Regions from separate parts of the Homo sapiens genome. Here region 1 is linked to region 2. Evidence: read pairs that join two places in POLR2A ChIA-PET (ENCODE). Cell type or tissue: Panc1. All regions are shown on one strand. Each heading gives the region's core, and the rest is flanking DNA. Links, peaks and the distances in the headings are about the cores only.

What was found. ChIA-PET counts read pairs that join two places held together with the same protein. Peaks named below come from ENCODE experiments on the same cell type or tissue, not always from the same donor. Only the 100,000 strongest peaks of a DNase experiment are listed, where the experiment ranks them.
Region 1: POLR2A ChIA-PET joins it to region 2 with 5 read pairs; 2 of 35 experiments call an interaction of 5 or more read pairs at or near these places.

The regions. Positions count from the first base shown.
Region 1 is chr7:130,341,194-130,345,586 of GRCh38, reverse strand. It overlaps CPA5 (carboxypeptidase A5), which reads right to left and starts at 771. Exons shown (of 13, transcript NM_080385.5): 1 at 382-771. The region is part of intron 1 of LOC105375503 (a long non-coding RNA gene); the gene reads left to right. It overlaps LOC124901837 (small nucleolar RNA U13), which reads right to left and starts at 1,172; the gene lies at 1,069-1,172. In Panc1, for the core only: no CTCF peak of the experiment used is centred there; no DNase peak of the experiment used is centred there.
Region 2 is chr7:130,902,263-130,906,655 of GRCh38, reverse strand. The region is part of intron 6 of LINC-PINT (long intergenic non-protein coding RNA, p53 induced transcript); the gene reads left to right. Among named protein-coding and RNA genes, the nearest start is that of LINC00513, 9.0 kb to the left of the region's middle. RefSeq lists an enhancer at 2,065-3,264. In Panc1, for the core only: no CTCF peak of the experiment used is centred there; DNase peaks (open chromatin) are centred at 927, 2,425, 2,885, 3,625 and 1 weaker place; H3K4me3 peaks cover 2,085 bases; H3K27ac peaks cover 4,000 bases.

The DNA.
Region 1 (4,393 bases), core at 155-4,154, 560 kb after region 2:
TAGAGTTCTCAACAGACAGCAGAGTCAATTTCTCAGTCCTGCTGAAGCCCCACACAGTTCCCTTTATAGTTTGGGAATAGCAGGAGTAAAGCAGGGGCCAGCACACAAAGCAGTCATGTTGGAAGGAGAAAGTGAAAGATGATGCCTGAATGGCAAATGATGAATCTAACAGAAAATCCACAGGGGGTGGGGGTAAGGCAGAAGCTGAATCCAACCAAGTCGTTCAGCAGAGGACGTCAACAATAGGCCACTTAACTGTCACTGGCGATTCTCAGAAGCTCCCCCTCCCCATCCAAACTATCTCAGAATGGCCGATTAACTGGCTATGTGTGCAAAGAAGGGAGCTCGTTTATCGACAGAACGCCCTGCTCCCCCACCCACCTGCCCTACTCCATTATTTCGTAGTTCAGCTGTTCAGACAAGCCAGACTCTTCTAGTATCCTGGCTTCAGGGACTCTCAAACAGTAACATTATCAAAGGGTTTAAGGACATAGAAAAGAAAGCAGTTATGCTTTCCACCCAAGTAACATTCAGCTTCAGTAGCAATGGAGATAAAAGGGTGTACTGCTAAACAATAGCTCAGGAATTTAAAAGGAAAAAAACAGAGATAGTGCTAGTCACCAAAAGTACCCATGGGGCGTCTTCTTGTTCAAAAACATCATTTTAAGCCACCAATGATGAGACAACTATCCCTGTACTTGGCTTAAGGGTGGGAAAAGAGAGAGAGTGAGAGAGAAAGAATAAGAGTAAAAGAGAGAGAGAGAAGCAGTTAGGAAGTTTTGAGAATTCTATGACATAGCTTCCAATAGAACTTTCTGTGATAATGGAAATATTCTATGTCCACACCCCCCAGTAGGATAGCCACTAACCTCTTGAAATGTGGCTATTGTGGTTGAATATTGATTTTGGAGTTGTATTTAACTTTAATTAATTTAAATAAAATTTAAATAGCCACATGTGGCTAATGGCTACCATATTGGACAGCAGAGTTCTCTGGGAATTCACCAACCCTGAAAGCACCATCTCCAATGGCTGGATTTGTTTTTGGTTTTGCTTCTTCTAAGTTCATGTTAGACGGGTAATGTGCTGACGTCATAACAAGGTTTGAGGGTGACACATCTCACACACGCATGCGTGAGCACCCAATTATCATACTTATGAACTGCAATTATCAGCTTATGGCTGGATTTGAAGCGGAGACACATAGCTATGCTTGACCTAATACCTCATTTTGGCTTTTCACTTATAATTAATTACTCACCTAATCATTTACTCAGTAAATGTCCTCTGAATACCTGCTATGTTCCAGGCACTTGCTAAAGTCTGGAAACAAAATAGAAAGCAACACATATCTGGCCCTTACATTTCTAAAGGCGTAAGTAGAAAATTAATTTAAATAGCATGAAGATAATTGGTAAACCCAAGACATAATGGTAGCCCATCTCACTCCAGATAAGTGTAAAACTATAGATGGTGTTTGTGTTACAAGGGAAAGGCACATTGTACCATGAGGACGGGGAACATGGGCTCCACATAGACTGAAGGAGAGTTTCCCTAAATTAGAAATTTTTTTGGAGGACTTTTATTTCCTGCAGGTGGGGTGGGTTAGATACCTAAGCAATCTTGCCCAAATGAAAGAACTCAAATGCAGAAGAAAATATTTTTAGTAACAACTTTCTAAAGCCATTGCTGGGTTGGCACAAAAATAAGAATCTATAGATCCCAAAAAGAAGGAAAAGCCAGACAGACACCCAAGTGGTAAGCAAGTTTTGCCTCAGAGAACTTCTCAGAATGCTGGTGTTCTTGATTTTCCTACTGGATGCATGTACCATGTATCTAGAATCATCTTCCCTCTGCTTCAAATCTATCTTTTCAAACCTTCCTTTAGTTAAGGTTTCTGTTTTTACTTATTTGAAAATTTTTGGCCAGGTATGGCAGCTCACATCTGTAATCCCAGTGCTTTGGGAGGCCAAGGCAGGAGGAGCCCAGGAGTTCGCTTGAGCCCAGGAGTCCGAGACCAGCCTGGGCAAGTCAGGGAGACCCTATCTCTGCAAAAATAAAATAAAATTAGCTGGGCATGGTGAGGCACGCATCTGTAGTCCTAGCTACTCGGGAAGCAAGCAAGCAGATCAACTGAGCCCAGGACTTTGAGGCTGCAGAGAACCATACTCCAGCCTGGGTGACAGAACAAAAACCTATCTCAAAAAAAAAAAAAAGAAAAAAAGAAAAAGAAAAGAAATAAGGAAGGGAGGGAGGGAGGAAGAGAGGGAGGGAGGGAGAGAGGGAGGGAGCGAGGAAGGAAGGAAGGAAGGAAGGACAGACAGAAAAAAAAAGAAAGGAGAGAGGGAAAGAGAAAGAAAGGAAAAAAAAGAATAAAGAAAGAAGAAAGAAAAAAGAGAAAGAAAGAAAGAAAGAAAGAGAAGAAAGAAGGAAAGAAAAAGAAAGAAAAGAAGAAAGAAGAAGGAAGGAAGGAAGAAAGAAAGAAAGAAGAAGAAAGAAAGAAAGAAAGAGAAAAAGAAAGAAAGAAAGAAAGAATTATTTTGCTCTCATTCTTGAAAGGGTTTTTTGGGATAGAAATTCCAAGTTGATTACTGTTTTCCTCTCAACACATTGAAAATATTATCCCACAGTCTTCTGGCTTCCATTTTTGCTGCTAAAAGGTAATGTTTGTTGACTTACTGTTCTTCAGAAGGTGACCTCTCTTTGTTCCTGGTTTCTTTGAAGAGCTTCTCTTTGCTTTTGATGTTCCACAGTTTTATCATCGTAAGTCCAGGTATGGATTTTTTTTGTTTTGTCTTGCTTGAGAATCATTTGAATTCCTGTATCTGAGTGTCACTCGCTTTCTATTATTTTCCAAATTTCTCAGCCATTATATTTTTAAACATTGCCCCTTTTCCTCTCTATTACCTTCATCTGGAACTTTTGACTGGACCTCCTCATTCTAGCCCCCAAGACTCATAAGCATTCTGCTATATTTCCATTGTGTGGTCTCTCTGGGCTACATTCTGGATAATTTATTAGTAAAAAATATTTTTGTCTTTATTCCAGTTACCTGATTCTTCATTGGCTGAGTTTAATCTGCAATTTAATTGATCTGTGAAGTTTTACCTTTCAATTGCTACGGTTCATTGATTCTGCAACCTATTTTTTTCACATTTTTAACACTGCTAAAATCAGGATACATCTTACAATTGGTGGCATCTTGCAATGCTAAGGTGGCACATAAAATTATGGTGCATCTTATAAAATTGATCCTGTTTTATAGTCAATGCAATATGATATTCATTTTTCATTTTTGGAAGTTCTATTTGATTCTTTTTTTCTGATTCAAGCCCAAATGACTTGAATTTCTTATCTATTTTAGAATTTCTTATTTCTTTAAACGTATAAGACAGATATTTTATATTCTGTGTTAGATAATTACAATTCCTAGATGTTTTAAGTCTGTTTCTGCTGCCTATTCTTTCCGCTGGTTCTCACTCATGGTGCATTTTCTCTCATGCCACATACCTGTGAACCAATCATTTTCCTTGAACATTTATCTGTGAGAATCCCTTGAGGCCTGGGTTGAAGGTGGGTTCTTCCAGAAAAGATTTGCGTTTACTTCTGTAAGTTGCTGGGGACACTACCAACCTGCGACCACTCTAAATTAAATAATTTAAGATTTTTTTGGGGGACTGCATAGTTAGCATAAACTTAAACCACAAATTCATGTCGGGGGCTTACTTGTGGTTATGAAATCTCAGGAAATATTTTCCCCGGCATCATCTAACACCAAAGTTTTAAGTCCTGGACAAGAATAGCATGTTATCTGCAAGTGGGTCATCAGAGTTAAAGTGTCTTTAAGGTCCTGGAATTATTGGGAGAAAGGAGAGATATTGATAATTTTTTAGATTTTGGTAAATATGCGTGTTCAAATAGCTAGAGCAACAACTAGAAGAATAGGCCCAGTGCACATAACTTTCAAACTCCACTAAAAATACAAAAATTAGCTGGGCATGGTGGTGGGAGTCATCCCAGCTACTCGGGAGGCTGAGGTGGGAGAATTGCTTGAACCCAGGAGGCGGGGGTTGCAGTGAGCCAAGATCATGCCACGGCACTCCAATCTGGGCGACAGAGCAAGACTGTCTCAAAAAAAAAAAGAAAAAAATACTAGCTATATGGTTTCACAAGAGGCACTCTTAAAACATAAGAAGAAAGAGAGACTCAAAGTCAAGGATGGAAAAAAGATATTCCAAGTAAATACTAATAAAAGAAAGCATATAGCCACGTGCAGTGTCTCGTGCCTGTAATCCCAACAATTTGGGAGGCCAAGGAGGGACGATCACTTGAGGACAGCAGTTCAAGACCAGCCCAGGCAACATAGGGAGACCCTGTCCCTACAAAAAAATAG
Region 2 (4,393 bases), core at 242-4,241:
ATCCAAATGGACTTTGTTTCACAAAGTAAATCCCCCATCATGTTTTGAGTCATGTATCTTTCCCTATTTAATTTGTGGTGCTTCCTTTATTTTATATTTCAAGACTTTTTGCTATTATATCCAGCGGTAGGAGCCCATGAACTTGTTGGATATTGGTATGCACAGAAGATGCGGTAATACTTTTTTCCAATATTTTATTATGAAAAATACACTGGCTAGATTCTATAATTAATATTCTGTCACTTTACCATCTATTCACGTAATAATTCTTAAACTTCTCAAATCATTATTTGAATTTCAAAGTGGACTATCAAAGACATTTTCTCTAACCCTATTTTTCTCTAATTTGCAGTTTTGATTTCCAGGAAGCCTTTAGCAATTTATATTGTTAGTACAGTAAGAGAGTAAACAACACACTAAAATACCAAGAGAAACTACTTTCCAAAACATGTTTTAGTCGTTTAACTTTATGAATATGGCTAGCAAGGGGGCTTCCTGGGGGACAGTGCTGGGGAAAGAGCAGGCCCTAGGAATGGGCTTTGAAAGAAGACTTTTGCCACCGTCAGGTCACATTTGCAAGAGGCCATCGTCGTGGTCTGCCAGGGAACCCTTAGCAGAAAGGCTGCTTTGCCCAGGATCTGGCTTGCCGCCCCAGACCAGCCCTACCGCTGTCTGGCATTGAATGTCCCTGGTCCGCAGTGAGTGGCCAGTTGCATAGACCTTAGATCAAGGAGCTTAGTCACCTCTTTCCAGCCTAAATCATGAGCACCCTAAATTCCCATGGGTTGTTGAGACCTAATAGCATCCTGGCTTAGAGATGGGATTGCAGCTGGGTCTGCACAGGAAACTGGCCTACTGTGTCTGCCTCTTGGTGCAGCATACAACCAGCCACATGGAAAAACCCAGCCTGCAATAAAAGACTTGCTTTGGTCACCACCTGACATTAGCTGTGGTTTAATCTGTGTAATGTTTTTCTTCCCCCCCATCTAAGCCTCAATTTCCTATCCATAAAATATGTTGGTTTTGGCCAGGCGTGGTGGCTCACGCCTGTAATCCCAACACTTTGGGAGGCCAAGATGGCCTGATCGCCTGAGGTCAGAAGTTCAAGACCAGCCTGGGCAACATGGCAAGACCCCCCCCCTCTACTAAAAATACAAAAAACTAGCTGGGCGTCATGGCACATGCCTGTAATCCCCGCTACTTGGGAGGCTGGGGCAGGAGGCAGGACAATCGCTTGAACCCGACAGGCAGAGGTTGCAGTGAGCCGAGATCGTGCCACTGCAACTCTAGACTGGGCCATGAGCGAGACTCTTTCTCAAAAAAAAAAAAAAGTTGGTTTTATTAGATTACAGAGAATACTTTCTCTATCCAAAATCTGTGATTTTAATCTAGAACACTGAATGTAGGTCAGTATCCACCCCATTTTCAGAAATCTGGGAAGATCTTTTTTTGTTTTTCAGCTTCTCAGAATAAATACTTTCTAGGATGTTACAAACATGGATGAAGTTCACCAGAACAGATCCAGGGTTAACCTTTTAAAGTCATTAGATATGGCTCCAGTAAAAGGCATGAGAAGGCACCCGTGAGACCCTGCAGAGGAAGCCTCACTCCTGGGCAGCCTTACGGCTGACGAGCTACCTTACTGAGCATATTCCTGCCTCTACACCAGAGACTCACTCTGTGGTCCGGTGTCACCTCGATTCTAAATTCCCTGCTTCCTGGTGAATGATGCTATCACACTTTAGAAACCTGGCCAATAAATGCTTTGAAATTTAAGGATAGCTATCCTGAAAAAATTTAATATAACCTAAATTGATAGTCTAATGACATCAGTATTCAGAAGAGGCATTCTATTTCAGCAAGTGGTTTTCAGAAAAAAAAAAAAAATAAATAACCTGAGTTTTTCCCCTGCCACTCTCCCCTCTTGCTTTTATGCTGCAAAAAGAGCTTGTGGCTTGCCTGACACACCGTGTTGTTCTCTGCCTTCGAAGATCTAGCTCCCTCAGCCTCCCCACGTTGTCCACCTCTCCAATACCATTGCTCCACTGGGAAGCTGGCCCGGAGGTGCTCTACCACGTTCATCTCTCGCAGCCCAGGGCTGTCTTTAACGTTACAGAGACACAGATATCAAAGTGTTGCAATTTATTTGGCTTTCATTAATTTGCCGGAAGCAAGGGAGGGTAGATACAAAGTACTCCTCTAACCTGTTATTTTCCTTGCTGTTAAAATGTAAAGAAGACTGATGTAAGAATCTCTGCCTTCCACCAGTCATAACCATGGTATGCACAGAGCTTATGAATCATCTTCTAAATTCACAGCTAGTTTTAAAATTTAGCTTCCAGGCTAGATCTGCAGGAAATGATTGGGAGATCGTAAGTGCTATGGAGTGAATATGAAGTTACTTACCAGATCCCATAAAGTTAGCTCAGGGAATCCTGAGGAAGGTGTCACTCAGAAAGCTGCTTTCAAAGCTGAGTCAGACCTGCATGGTGTTTATTACCTCCATTGTGTTACCATGCCAAACATATAAATAGCTTCAAAGTGAGTTCAGATTAAAACACAGAAAAATCTTTGGATATATTCACAGGCCAGTGGGGGTCATGTAACAAGTCAGCAAGGAAAATAAAAGATATTTGAGGTACAGCCTCAACTTTTTAAGATGGATCTTGAATAAAAAGGTCTAATGAAATATTTTATGGTATTGCTCTCTGGGATTTAAAAAAACAAAGCAAAACAAAAAAACGAGGGCACTGGAACAATGTTTTAGATAGATCACGGGTGTTTTCCAGTATGCATTTTTAGTGCACTTACTTAACTGAGAGCCCTCTCATATGAAACTGGAATGTCACCACCATGTGATAAAGCGTAGACTAGCTGTGACCTAATACGTACTGATCATGACTAACGCAGAAGTCCAGGTCACTGCGGTTGTATTTCCTGTGGCCTCAATGTTCTGGGGTTAGGGTTAACAGGGATAATTCATTTCTGTGTTCAAGTCTCTAATTCTTCCATCATGTAAACTGTAAGTGGGAGCAGACTGGATTCAGCATTGCTACAAGAGAAAAACAACAAATAGGAACACCACCAACACCATGTGTTGGGAGCCCCATGTGCCAGGCACTGTGCCAAATACTCGATATTGATTATCTCTTTTAATACACAATCCTGTGTGGCAGATCCTACTATGAGACCCATTTTACAGATAGACAACTGAGGCTGGGGGAAGTTGGAAATGGAGGAGCCAGGATTCAAGTCACAGCAGTCTGGCTCCTGCGCCCAAGCTTTTAATTTGTATCCTATTCACTTTTCATAAATAAATGACTCGTGTTGGAGGTGTTTGTATCCTTGGGGCCACTCAGTTTTATTCAGCCAGCTTTCCTTGGTTGTGGTTTTAATGTGTTAGGGAAGAATGAATGTATTCCCCACAGCTGGGCATCTTTGTGCTGGATCACCTGGCCACAGCTCATGAATAGTGCAGATTATCACACCCCACCCCCATGACTCCAGCAAATGTGCTGTGGGTATAGGAGAGTATGTTCAAAAAAGGCAATTAACAAAGCAACTGTCCCAACTACCAAGAAAAACAAATGTGGCATAACCCATGATAGAACCCTCTTTTTTCCTTATTAGACATGAATAGAAGCTCATTAATGCCGTCCAGTAAGTTCAAGCCGCATAACTTACATACACTGTCAGGACCCAGAAAGAAACCTGTTGTCTTGTGATGTTATTGTTGCTTGGTTGACCTCATCATGTCTTGACAGGGCTCAAGACACCCTTCATGATCTGGTCTTACCTCTCAGGACTCCCCCCATCCTTACCATTGTTTGTTGATCTCTGGTGCAGCCAAATGAAGCCCATCATGCTTGTCCTCTGCCTGGAAGCTCTTCCTTCCCTCTTCCTGGCCAATGGCTACTGTCCCTTCAGAGCACCTGTTCAGATGAAACCTCCACCAGGCAGCCTCTGCTGACTCCTAAGGGCTGGGCTAGGTGCCCCTTGGGTGCTTCCACAGCCCTTTCTGCTTACCCAGTTGTACATGTGTCATACTGTGTTCTGTAATTCCTCTTTTTGTCCATCTTCCCTGGCTTGCATTGACCCCTTAAAAGCCATGATTAGGGCCGGGCGCCGTGGCTCACGCCTGTAATCTCAGCACTTTGGGAGGCCGAGGCAAGTGGATCACAAGGTCAGATCGAGACCATCCTGGCTAACGTGGTGAAACCCCATCTACTAAAAATACTAAAATTAGCTGGGTGTGGTGGCACACGCCTGTAGTCCCAGCTCCTCGGGAGGCTGGGGCAGGAGAATTGCTTGAACCCGGGAGGCGGAGGTTGCAGTGAGCAGAGATTGCGCCACTGCACTCCAACCTGGGCAACAGAGCGAGACTCCGTCTCAA